Regions from separate parts of the Homo sapiens genome. Here region 1 is linked to region 2. A link is a contact called in ENCODE Hi-C data. All regions are on one chromosome and are shown on one strand. Each heading gives the region's core, a stretch centred on a gene start or an enhancer-like site at or near the end of the contact. The rest is flanking DNA. Distances are from core to core; before and after follow the strand shown.

The links. A loop is a pair of places that touch in the nucleus more often than their neighbours do. Pooled maps may share reads with other maps.
Region 1: a loop to region 2 is called in a map of naive thymus-derived CD4-positive, alpha-beta T cell, with 4 times the contacts of the local background. The contact joins two enhancer-like sites. A Hi-C loop is called at or near these places in 4 of 168 maps with a recorded cell type or tissue (CD4-positive, alpha-beta T cell, CD8-positive, alpha-beta T cell, esophagus muscularis mucosa and 1 more) and 11 of 50 pooled maps.

Annotation. Positions count from the first base shown.
Region 1 is chr5:98,879,438-98,885,174 of GRCh38, reverse strand. It overlaps CHD1 (chromodomain helicase DNA binding protein 1), which reads left to right. Exons shown (of 36, transcript NM_001270.4): 19 at 1,938-2,087; 20 at 3,052-3,200; 21 at 3,800-3,896; 22 at 4,004-4,099; 23 at 5,447-5,623. Among named protein-coding and RNA genes, the nearest start is that of CHD1-DT, 46 kb to the left of the region's middle. Within about 2 kb of position 4,399, at least 2 of the 41 ENCODE cell types and tissues checked have a DNase peak (open chromatin) inside an H3K27ac peak, as active enhancers do.
Region 2 is chr5:96,777,761-96,782,800 of GRCh38, reverse strand. It overlaps ERAP1 (endoplasmic reticulum aminopeptidase 1), which reads left to right. Exons shown (of 19, transcript NM_001040458.3): 16 at 947-1,108; 17 at 1,603-1,743; 18 at 2,297-2,378. Among named protein-coding and RNA genes, the nearest start is that of ERAP1, 28 kb to the left of the region's middle. RefSeq lists an enhancer at 1,230-2,429. Within about 2 kb of position 1,881, at least 2 of the 41 ENCODE cell types and tissues checked have a DNase peak (open chromatin) inside an H3K27ac peak, as active enhancers do.

The sequences.
Region 1 (5,737 bases), core at 3,150-5,649, 2.1 Mb before region 2:
GGTGATCCACCTGCCTCAGCCTCCCAAAGTGCTAGGATTACAGGCATGAAGCCACCGCGCCCAGCCAAGAATTTTACTCTTTATTATCAATAATGTTTCAGCATGGAACAGTTATTTTAATTTGCTTCAAAATAAATTAGCCAGATTGGGCACAGTAGCTCACCCCTGTAATCCCAGCACTTTGGGAGGCCAATGCAGGAGAATCGCTTCAGACCAGGAGTTTGAGACCACCCTGGGAAACAGTGAGACTGCTGTCTGTACAAAAAAAAATAAAAATAAAAAGTAAAAAAAATAAACTGGGCATAGTGGCACTCGGTTGTAGTCCCAGTTACTTGGGAGGCTGAGTTGAGTGGATCACTTAGCTCAGGAGTTTGAGGCTGCGGTGAGCCATGATCATGTCACTAGACTCTAGCCCAGGCAATAGAGTGAGACTCTGTCTCAAAAAAAAAAAAAGGGAAAGAAAAAACCCAAAAACAACAAAGTAGCCCACTTTCCTTTAAAAAAAATTTTTTTTATTTCCGTGGATTTTTGGGAAACAGGTGATATTTGGTTAAATGAGTAAGCTCTGTAGTGGTGGTTTGTGAGATTTTGGTGCACCCTTCACCTGAGCAGTATACACTGAACCAAATTTGTAGTCTTTTATCGCTCACCCCCTCCTACCCTTTCCCTCTGAGTCCCCAGAGTCCTTTGTATCATTCTTATTACTTTGCATCCTCATAGCTTAGTTCCCTCTTACAAGTGAGAACATACAATGTTTGGTTTTCCATTCCTGAGTTACTTCACTCAGAATAGTAGTCTCCAGGCTGGGCGTGGTGGCTCACGCTTGTAATCCCAGCACTTTGGGAGGCTGAGACGGGCGGATCATGAGGTCAGGAGATCGAGACCATTCTGGCTAACACAGTGAAACCCCATCTCTACTAAAAATACAAAAAAATTAGCTGGGCGTAGTGGCGGGCGCCTGTAGTCCCAGCTACTCGGGAGGCTGAAGCAGGAGAATGGTGTGAACCCGGGAGGCGGAGCTTGCAGTGAACCGAGATCGCGCCACTGCACTCCAGCCTGGGTGACAGAGCGAGACTCCGTCTCAAAAAAAAAAAAACAAAAAACAAAGAGTTAGAGACCAGCCTGGCCAACATGGTGAAACCGCATCTCTACTAAAAATACAAAAATTAGCTGGGTGTGGTAGTGCCTGCCTGTAATCCCAGCTACTCGGGAGGCTGAGGCAGGAGAATTGCTTGAACCTAGGAGGTGGAGGTTGCAGTGAGCCAAGATAAAAAGAGTGAGACTCTGTCAAAAAAAAAAAAAAAAAAAAAAAATATATATATATATATATATATATATATATATATATTTAGTCTCCAATCCCATCTAGGTTGCTGCAAATGCCATTATTTCATTCTTCTTTATGGCTGAGTAGTTTTCCACTGTGTATGTATACCACAGTTTATCTTCTTGTTGATTGATGGGCGTTTGGGCTGGTTCCACATTGTTGCAGTTGCAAATTGTGCTGCTGTAATCGTGTGTACAAGTATCTTTTTCATGTAATGACTTTTTTGCTCTGGGCAGATACTCAGTAGTGGGATTCCTGGGATCAAGTGGTAGTTCTACTTTTAGTTCCTTTAAGGAATTTCCACGCTGTTTTCCATAGAGTTCTTTTTTTGGTATATGCCTTTTATTTTTTAAGGAAATAAAATTTACAGTTAGAGTTGAAGTGTCATTCCTTTCCTATCCCGTTTTCTTTCTTTTTCACCAGAAGTAAACACTGTATTGAATTTGGTGTTAATAACATATATATTTGATTTTGGAGTCTTTTTGTTGATTGGTCTTGCTAGATGTTTATTAGTTTTAAAAACTGCCTTTCTGTTTAATTAGTACCATACTGCTTACGTTCAGAAAATCAATTGAAAAATTTTTCATTTTGATTATTCAATTTCTTACAGGATTTTTGCTTTTTGCTGTCCACAAGAGCTGGAGGTCTAGGGATTAATTTAGCCTCTGCTGACACTGTTGTTATATTTGATTCCGATTGGAATCCACAGAATGATCTTCAGGCACAGGCTAGAGCCCATCGAATTGGGCAAAAGAAACAGGTATTTTTAATTTTAATTTATATTATATTGCTGTTTTAGAATTCTTTTTTTTTTTTTGGAAGTGATTTCAGTTTATCCTCTAGAGGATAAGATCACTGTAACAGTCATACTACTGTTTAACCGATAGGATACTGAGGAGCTTGGTTTACCAAAATCACCTGGAGAGTCTGACAGAATTGAGATAACTATGCATATATAGGATCATGTATTCTGTTTTGATCCCGTATTCTAGTCGTAACTATAAAATGCAGTGTTTTTCATTTTATAATAAAAACTTTAAAACGTCTTTACTTGCTTATTTTAACTTGAAAGGGAGTTTGAGTAGCATATGCTACCTTTCTGTTAGTCTATATTTTGTCCATGTGCTTACAAGATTCTCCACATGTAAACGTGACCCCATTTTATAATTGTAACAACATACCCTTAAATGGTGGTACTGAACCTTTACCTAGAGAAATAGGGAAAATTTACTGCAGAATCTTTGACCTAGAGAAATAGGGAAAATTTACTACACCAATTCTTTTCAATTTTGGAGAGTTTGTTTTATGGTGGGTTTCTTATTAACTTGGGGAGTAGTTCATAGAATTTTGCATTATATAGAGTGATGAAACATTAGAATCAAGGCAACGAGTATAAGAAGGCTATCAGAAGTTTACATGCCCCCCCCCCATTTTCCCCAGCTAAATCATAACATAAAAATTACTGTCATTCCTTTAAAAAAAAATAAGCAAATGCAATCTCCTTATCAAAATATTAAGAAGGAAGGAAGGATATAGTTTCAAAATAGTCCCTTAAGTTGAGGAACTCTAGCTTTAAACATGTTTTTTAAATTTTCATTTTGCTTTTAACCAGTGAAAACTTCATATAGAATGAGCTTCAATTTGTGTGCCAGTGTTTAGGCACTTGAGGTTAGCAAAACAAATCCTTTATACTGCAATTTGTTTCCTCATGTGTATTTTTACAGGTGAATATTTATCGTCTAGTTACAAAGGGATCAGTTGAAGAAGATATTCTTGAAAGGGCGAAAAAGAAGATGGTTTTAGATCATCTTGTAATTCAAAGAATGGACACAACTGGGAAGACAGTACTACATACAGGTTCTGCCCCATCAAGGTGGTTACTTGATTATTAAAAAAATGTCATTTTAGAGTCAGTAAACTCATATTTTTGATATGTTACATCACTGTAGATCATTGAGGAAATGTATTCAGAGTTGTACTTTTTATATTTTGGAAGACTTTGGACTAATTTCTAGTTAGAAGACATACTTCAAATACCTGGTTTCATCGCTACAGATTTGTAATTTTAGGGGTAATCTCTTTCACTTCTATGCTTCAAGTTCCTTATTTTAAAATAAATATACTGCACTAGGCAACATAGTGAAACCCCACCTCTGCAAAAAATAAAAAACTTAGCTGGGCATGGTGACACACAACTGTAGTCCCAGCTACTCAGGAGGCTGAGGTGGGAGGATCAGTTGAGCCCGGGAGGCGGAGGTTGCAGTGAGCTAAGATTGTGCCAGTGCACTTCAGCCTGGGTGACAGAAGGAGACACTGTCTCCAAAAAAAAAAAAAAGGATTCTAATACTTGATTTGTCTAACTTCTTCATGTAACTGTTGTAAAGGTGAAAATGTCAGTAATTAATAAAAGTGCTGTGTAACTGTTATATTTTTAACTGTTAATGTTAAGCATTTTTGTTTTTCCTGTTTTAGTTCTACTCCTTTCAATAAAGAAGAGTTATCAGCCATTTTAAAGTTTGGTGCTGAAGAACTTTTTAAGGAACCTGAAGGAGAAGAACAAGAGCCCCAGGTAAAAAAAAAAAAAAAAAAAAAAAAGGCCTGCCTCAGAATATGTGTCATATATTTGACAGGATGAAAGGATTCAAGTATATTTAAATATTGTCTTTTTAATTATAGGAAATGGATATAGATGAAATCTTGAAGAGAGCTGAAACTCATGAAAATGAACCAGGTCCTTTAACTGTAGGAGATGAATTGCTTTCCCAGTTCAAGGTAGATTTAAACAAAATTTTCCTTGTAATTACATAAATTGAGAGGAATTGAGTTATGTCATTTAGTGGTTTGTTAATCTTTCTTTAAGCATAATCAGGAAGATTGCTGTGTTATGTAAAAACTACTCTCTCTTGTTCAGACAAACCAGTAGCAAACTGATTTGAAAGAGACCAAACCCATTTATGAAGTTACATTTAGTTGGGTGGAAAGAGCTGTTGTTTCCTAATTAGCAACTAGAATAGTGTTTGGCAAATAGCATGTCCTTAAATACTTAGGTAAATAAATGAATCAGTGTGATCTCTTACTTAGATTTCCATGACTGAAAGCTTTCAGCTGATATTTTTTTGAAGCAGTTTTTGACATTAACTTATCACAAATAAGAAAACTCAAGTAAATCAGTCAAAGTAAGCAATAAGCTACTATATATTGATACTTAATATCCCTGGTTTGTTGAGGGTCAATGAGTTGAAAGGAGTCCTAAAACAACGTAAGTCAACTGACCTCATGGAGTAAGTTAAGTGCCATTTGTTTGAAGAAACAGGTTTCTCTACATCTTAGCTGTTTTCTCTGAACTGTGGTTTTTAAAGATCAATTCATTTCATGTGTTCATTTGACAAATATTTATGGAACACCTACAGTGTACCCCACACAGTGAATAAAAAACTTTTATAATTTTAATGAATCATTCTGACTACTTTGTGGTTGATTGACTGTAGTGAGGAAAGAGCTATAGCAGGGGGAGATAAGACAGAATGTTGAGTAATCCTGGTTAAGAGGTGAAGGTTTCTGGAATCACAGGCGTGAGCCACTTCGCCCGGCTGTGATAGTTAGCCTTAATGGGTGCTTTCTGTATACCAGACCTTGCATAGTACCTTAAATGTGCTATCTTATGTAATCCTCACAGAAATTAGTGTGCTCTCAAAGAGCTCTATGTCTCTGCCAGTAGCTCTTTAGATAGTGTTTTTGTGACCATAAAAATGATATTAGATTGTTCTACAATACTTGATAGGTGGACTGGTCTGAGAATTTCTGCAGATTATTTAGCATGTTAATAGTATAAATTACTTTTTTGTTGTTCTGTTAACTGCTCTTAGTTCTGTGATGCTACTAATTTTGTTGAGCAGTAGGGCAAAATAAAATCATTCCTAGAGGATTATTAGATGTCATTTGGTTTGATCTGCTTTGCCCTAATGAAGAAATGAATCTAGGTTGTTTAGAAGTTATATTTGGTTTAGTCCACAGCCATGTTCATTATCCTAAGGAGCATGCCAGTTCTTCCCCTTAAAAAAAACTTTTAGGGATCAATTTTTCTGTAACAGTTACTCTTAAAATTCTGAAATTTATCAGGTTGCCAACTTCTCAAATATGGATGAGGATGACATTGAGTTGGAACCTGAAAGAAATTCAAAGAATTGGGAGGAAATTATTCCAGAAGATCAAAGAAGACGATTAGAAGAAGAAGAAAGACAAAAGGAACTTGAAGAAATTTATATGCTCCCAAGAATGAGAAATTGTGCAAAACAGGTGATTTTGCAATTTTAAAGATATTTCTATAAAGTAAGAGTATTCAACCTGGGCTGATTTTGTTTGTTTCTACGAGGTATCAGTCCATAGTTTTCTTTTCTTGTAATGGCCTTG
Region 2 (5,040 bases), core at 632-3,131:
ATAGGCAATGCAAAATCTTATTAAACGGTGACAGCCATGCCATAGAGAAACACATGCATTGTATTTTATAGTAGTTTCTTTGGGCTTCCAAATTCCCTGACAGGGATGCATAGTAATTGCTGACACTGTCTAAGCAAGGTAGGATTTTACCGTATCTGGAAATCCCTATTCTTGCTACACTTCAGTCCTTTTTACATTTGGAGCTTAAACCCCACCCAGGAAACATTTATGCCAACAACCTACATGCTTCAGCTTAAAGAAATCCAAACAGTGGTCCTACTGCCGTCCTGACTTGTGATCATGGTGTAAATTTTGAATATAGTTTGAATTTCTTTTGGCTTGAAAGGTGATCCCCTATGGAGTCACCCAGCATCATTAAAGTATTTAAATATGTAGGTATTTATAAAAATGGCATTTCACATTTTTGAGAAGGCTACTTAAAACCTAATTTTAGATATTTTTCTCTTGCCTTTTTTTTATAAAGTGTAACTAGGCCAGGCGCGGTGGCTCACGCCTGTAATCCCAGCACTTTGGGAGGCTGAGGTGGGTGGATCACGAGGTCAGGGGATCAAGACCATCCTGGCTAAGACGGTGAAACCCCGTCTCTACTAAAATACAAAAAATGAGCCGGGCATGGTGGCGGGCGCCTGTAGTCCCAGCTACTCGGGAGGCTGAGGTAGGAGAATGGCGTGAACCCGGGAGGGCGGAGCTTGCAGGAACCGATATCGAGCCACGGCACTCCAGCCTGGGTGACAGAGCAAGACTCCGTCCTAAAAAAAAAAAAAAAAAAAATTGTAACTGAAGGAAATCAGTAGTTTTTGTTTATATTTCCAGGCATGCTTCTCTGATCATGGGGAAAGTTCAGCAGTTCATAGTTAGTCACCATTATGCCTCTAAACATACTTACTGCACCTCAGATTCTCACCGAGTGTGTTCCTTTCTATAGCCTGCCTGTCGACGTGACCTTGGCAGTGTTTGCTGTGGGGGCCCAGAGCACAGAAGGCTGGGATTTTCTTTATAGTAAATATCAGTTTTCTTTGTCCAGTACTGAGAAAAGCCAAATTGAATTTGCCCTCTGCAGAACCCAAAATAAGGAAAAGCTTCAATGGTGAGTCCGTCATTCATTCATGTTCATGTGGCCAAGGGAAATTAGATTAGATTAGATCATTCTGGCATCTATTTTTGTTTTCTTGGCCAGGAATTGCCTATCCTGCTGGGAACATACTGCAAGTCAGCACACATCTAATGAGAAAGGCAAATAATTAGGGAGAACCAGGTGTTAGGAAAAATATTTAAAGGTGTATACATTTGTGCATCTTTAAAATGACAACATATTAAAAATATTTACTAGAGCTACTCTTCCTTAACTATTCTTTTGAGCAAATGAGAGGGTATATGAGAATGGGTGTTATGAACACTATATAAATGTTAGTTTTTATTATGTAGCTATAGTGGGTTTATCAGGATTGTGGTTACCCATTTATCTTTTTAACCTTTGTTACTGGCAGACTTTTTTTTCTTTTACAAGTAATTTTATTGCAGTGATTCATAACTGTTTCATCACCTATTCATTGCTAACATTTCTTTTCTTAATCCTTCTAGGCTACTAGATGAAAGCTTTAAGGGAGATAAAATAAAAACTCAGGAGTTTCCACAAATTCTTACACTCATTGGCAGGAACCCAGTAGGATACCCACTGGCCTGGCAATTTCTGAGGAAAAACTGGAACAAACTTGTACAAAAGTAAGTGGTGCCAAAAATTGTGCTGTGACTGGATAAGTTCATAACCTTACTGTGTTTTAGCCTTGCTGTTTGTAAAAGAACAGTAACAGTCTAAAGGTACTTTTTGATTGAAGATAGGCAGTAGAAATACCTAAAATATTTGTAGAAAACATAAAACTGGACTTCAGTGCTAACTAGTGAATCTGGACAGGGATGTTTTCCATTCCATCTGGCATAACCCCTTCCTGAGCCCATGGACATATCTGAAGCCTTCCTCCTCACAGTTCAGCCCAGGCCTTCCATGAACACATTTGCTTGTTCACATCTGTCTTTGTCTAACTCTTATAGCATTTCCTGCTTCTGTCATTTTCTGTTGGATACTTAACCTTTTATTAGGCTGTTGGTGTGTATTATTCTTTACAGCTAGATCTTAACCCATTGGATAGACATCATATTTTGTATTTTTCACACCGATCAGTTTTTAGCTGAAAGCTATTATATATAGGAGGCCCTTAAAATATATGTTAAATGAATAAGTATTTCACAACCCGTTTTTGAATATTTCCCTCTCTAGGTTTGAACTTGGCTCATCTTCCATAGCCCACATGGTAATGGGTACAACAAATCAATTCTCCACAAGAACACGGCTTGAAGAGGTAAAAAAAAAAAATCTATATATATATTTTTAAACATAAATGAAAATTAGCTAATTAATATGGGGTAGACAAAATACTTTGAGGGTGTGGTGAGTTAGAAATGGATTGTCATTTAGAAGTTATTTTTGGATGCTATGGTGTTGACAGCAGCATAAATCAGTTGCAATTAAACTAGTGAAAACTGTGCCTCTTCTCAGACACGTTAAGAGGTCTTAGCTCTGCCAGTAAAAACCTTAGGACTTGAAGAAAATTACTTGAGACAATTAGTCCTTGTTTAAGGATGTTAAAAGTGGGCACTGAGGTATAAATGACTGAAGTGGTCATCCAGCTGTTGCTAAAGAGGCAGGTCCGGAATCTAGGTTCTTTATAAACCATCCAAGTTCATGGTTCCCTGTCACTTATTATGTAACCATCTACCTTCAGAAAGAATTTCAGGCAGCTTTAAGATCCATGTATAAAAGAAATGTTAAAATGAAGGACAAAAAGATACATAATGGACAGGTGATAACCATGTGAGGGACTTATGGCTGAGGATAATTCTCGCAATTGTCCCCTGAATTTATCACAGACATTCCTGGAAGTCAAGGAAAAATGAGGAATCAGTATGAGTTATTCTCATTGTCTGGTAAAAGAGAACATGAAGCATACACATTTTCTACAAAAGCAGACTTTTCTTCAGTCCTAAACTCGAGGACTTTGATGTGTGGGCCATTGAGTTCTGTGGTGTCCCTTCTATAATAAGGTTTCCTATAGTAAAGTTGTGGAACAAATTTTACAAGGCTCTTAAACTGTGGTACATTTAGATAAAAGCTGAGAGGCTAATATTAATTTTTTTAGGAGTGGTTCCATTGTGTAGTCTGGTTACACTATTTTCTAGCTTGAGATGGGGAGAGAGCTTTGGAAATGAAAAAGAATGAAGGGTTGTTACAGTCTCGTAGCTTTTTTCCAGTTTTCAGTAGCCTCATCCAGGCTTGTAAAATTAACTTGCATATAATAATTCAAGCTTGAACTCCAGCGAGGTCTAGAGCAGAGATACTCTGTCTGATGACTGAAGAGATGTCCAAAGCCTTGACCAGAAAGGTAGTCATCTATAGACAAGATCTATAGCAACAAAGCATTTCATTCATTCACTTGTATTCTCATTAATTCATTCAAGACATATATGCCACACATGGTTTTAGGTTATGGGGCTGTAACAGTGAACAGACAGACAAAACCTTTGCTGTCACGGAGCTGAAATTTCTGCTGTGGGAATCAGACAATTACAGACAAATCAACCAATGTCAAGTAGTTACATGCTCTGAAGATGAATAAGGCAAGGAGAGTGATTGGGATAGAGGGTTGGTGCTGTTTTATAGGATGATTAGGAGACATTTGAGAAGATATCGAAGGAAATGCCAACATCTAGAGGAGTATTGTGTGCAGAGGAAATATCAGGTGCGAAGATCCTGAAGCAGGGCATGAAAAGTAAAGAGCCCGAGATGTTATCATAATGGAGAGCAAACTACGGACATATAAAATACGGGAGTCATCCTGAATCCTTTCTTCCCCAGACATCTAACTACGCAAGTCCTGCCGGTCTTCCCTCAGCACATGCACTGGATCTTGCGCACTTCTCTCTGCTCTTACCCCCATTCAATCCTTTCTCATCTCTTGCCTTGCCTATTGCAATAGTGTCCTAACTGGCCTCCCCCTTGCCACTTTGCCAATAGCAAAACATTTTCCACATTGAAGACTGCAAGTCAGCCCATAACTGACCCTGGCTTCTTGAAACCCTGCCTATTGTTCTTGCAGTAAATTCCAAATCCCTCCTTCCCATGTGTCCATGACCTTGAAGACCTGGCTTCTGAGGACCTCTCTGGTGCCAATTCCCACAGGCGCTCCTGGCTTACTCTCTCATAACACTGTAGCCACTCAGCCTCCTTCTGCTCCTGGGCTACCACATGTTTCTCCTGTCTTTAAGCCTCTGCACTTTTTATTCTCTCTGCCTGGCTTGCCCATTCCCCAACTTTTCACTAGAAAGGGGCATTTTATCTTTGAGAGGTCTCGGCTCAGATCACCTTCCCCAAAACCATGCTGTTCAATGCAGGCCACATCTCCTCAGTTACTAGCATACCCCTGGCATATTTTCTTCATAGCAGTTTATTTACAGTAATCATATTTACTGCTTGTATACCCCAAAAGACTGTAAGCTCCATGAGGGGAGGATGCTTGCCTGATTCACTGCTGCATCCTCAGTGTCTAGCACAGTAATTACAGCAGAGGGATGAATAAATATCAGAGTAAATATTGGTGAACAAATGGATGAGGTTAAGTCCCTGATACATGCTGGGTTTGGGGCTTTGCACTTTACCTGCATTATATAACTACATCCTTCACCACTGCTCTTCATTTTACAAATGAGGAGACTGGCTTCCATAGAAGTTAAATCATTTGCTCAAATCAAGTTAGTAGGATAAACCTGTTTTCCTATCCCTGTATTGTGCTACTTATTGCACAGAAATTGTTCTTAAAGAGCCAAGTCTGAATCAAATATTCAGTGGAGATGTTGCATTTCCAAGGCAGGTGAAGACAGAAGAGATGATTTTGGGTCAGGACAAGGGTAAGAGTAATGGTTAACAGCTGGCTTCGCTGTTGTAGAAGGTCTGTTTTTAGTGGAGCT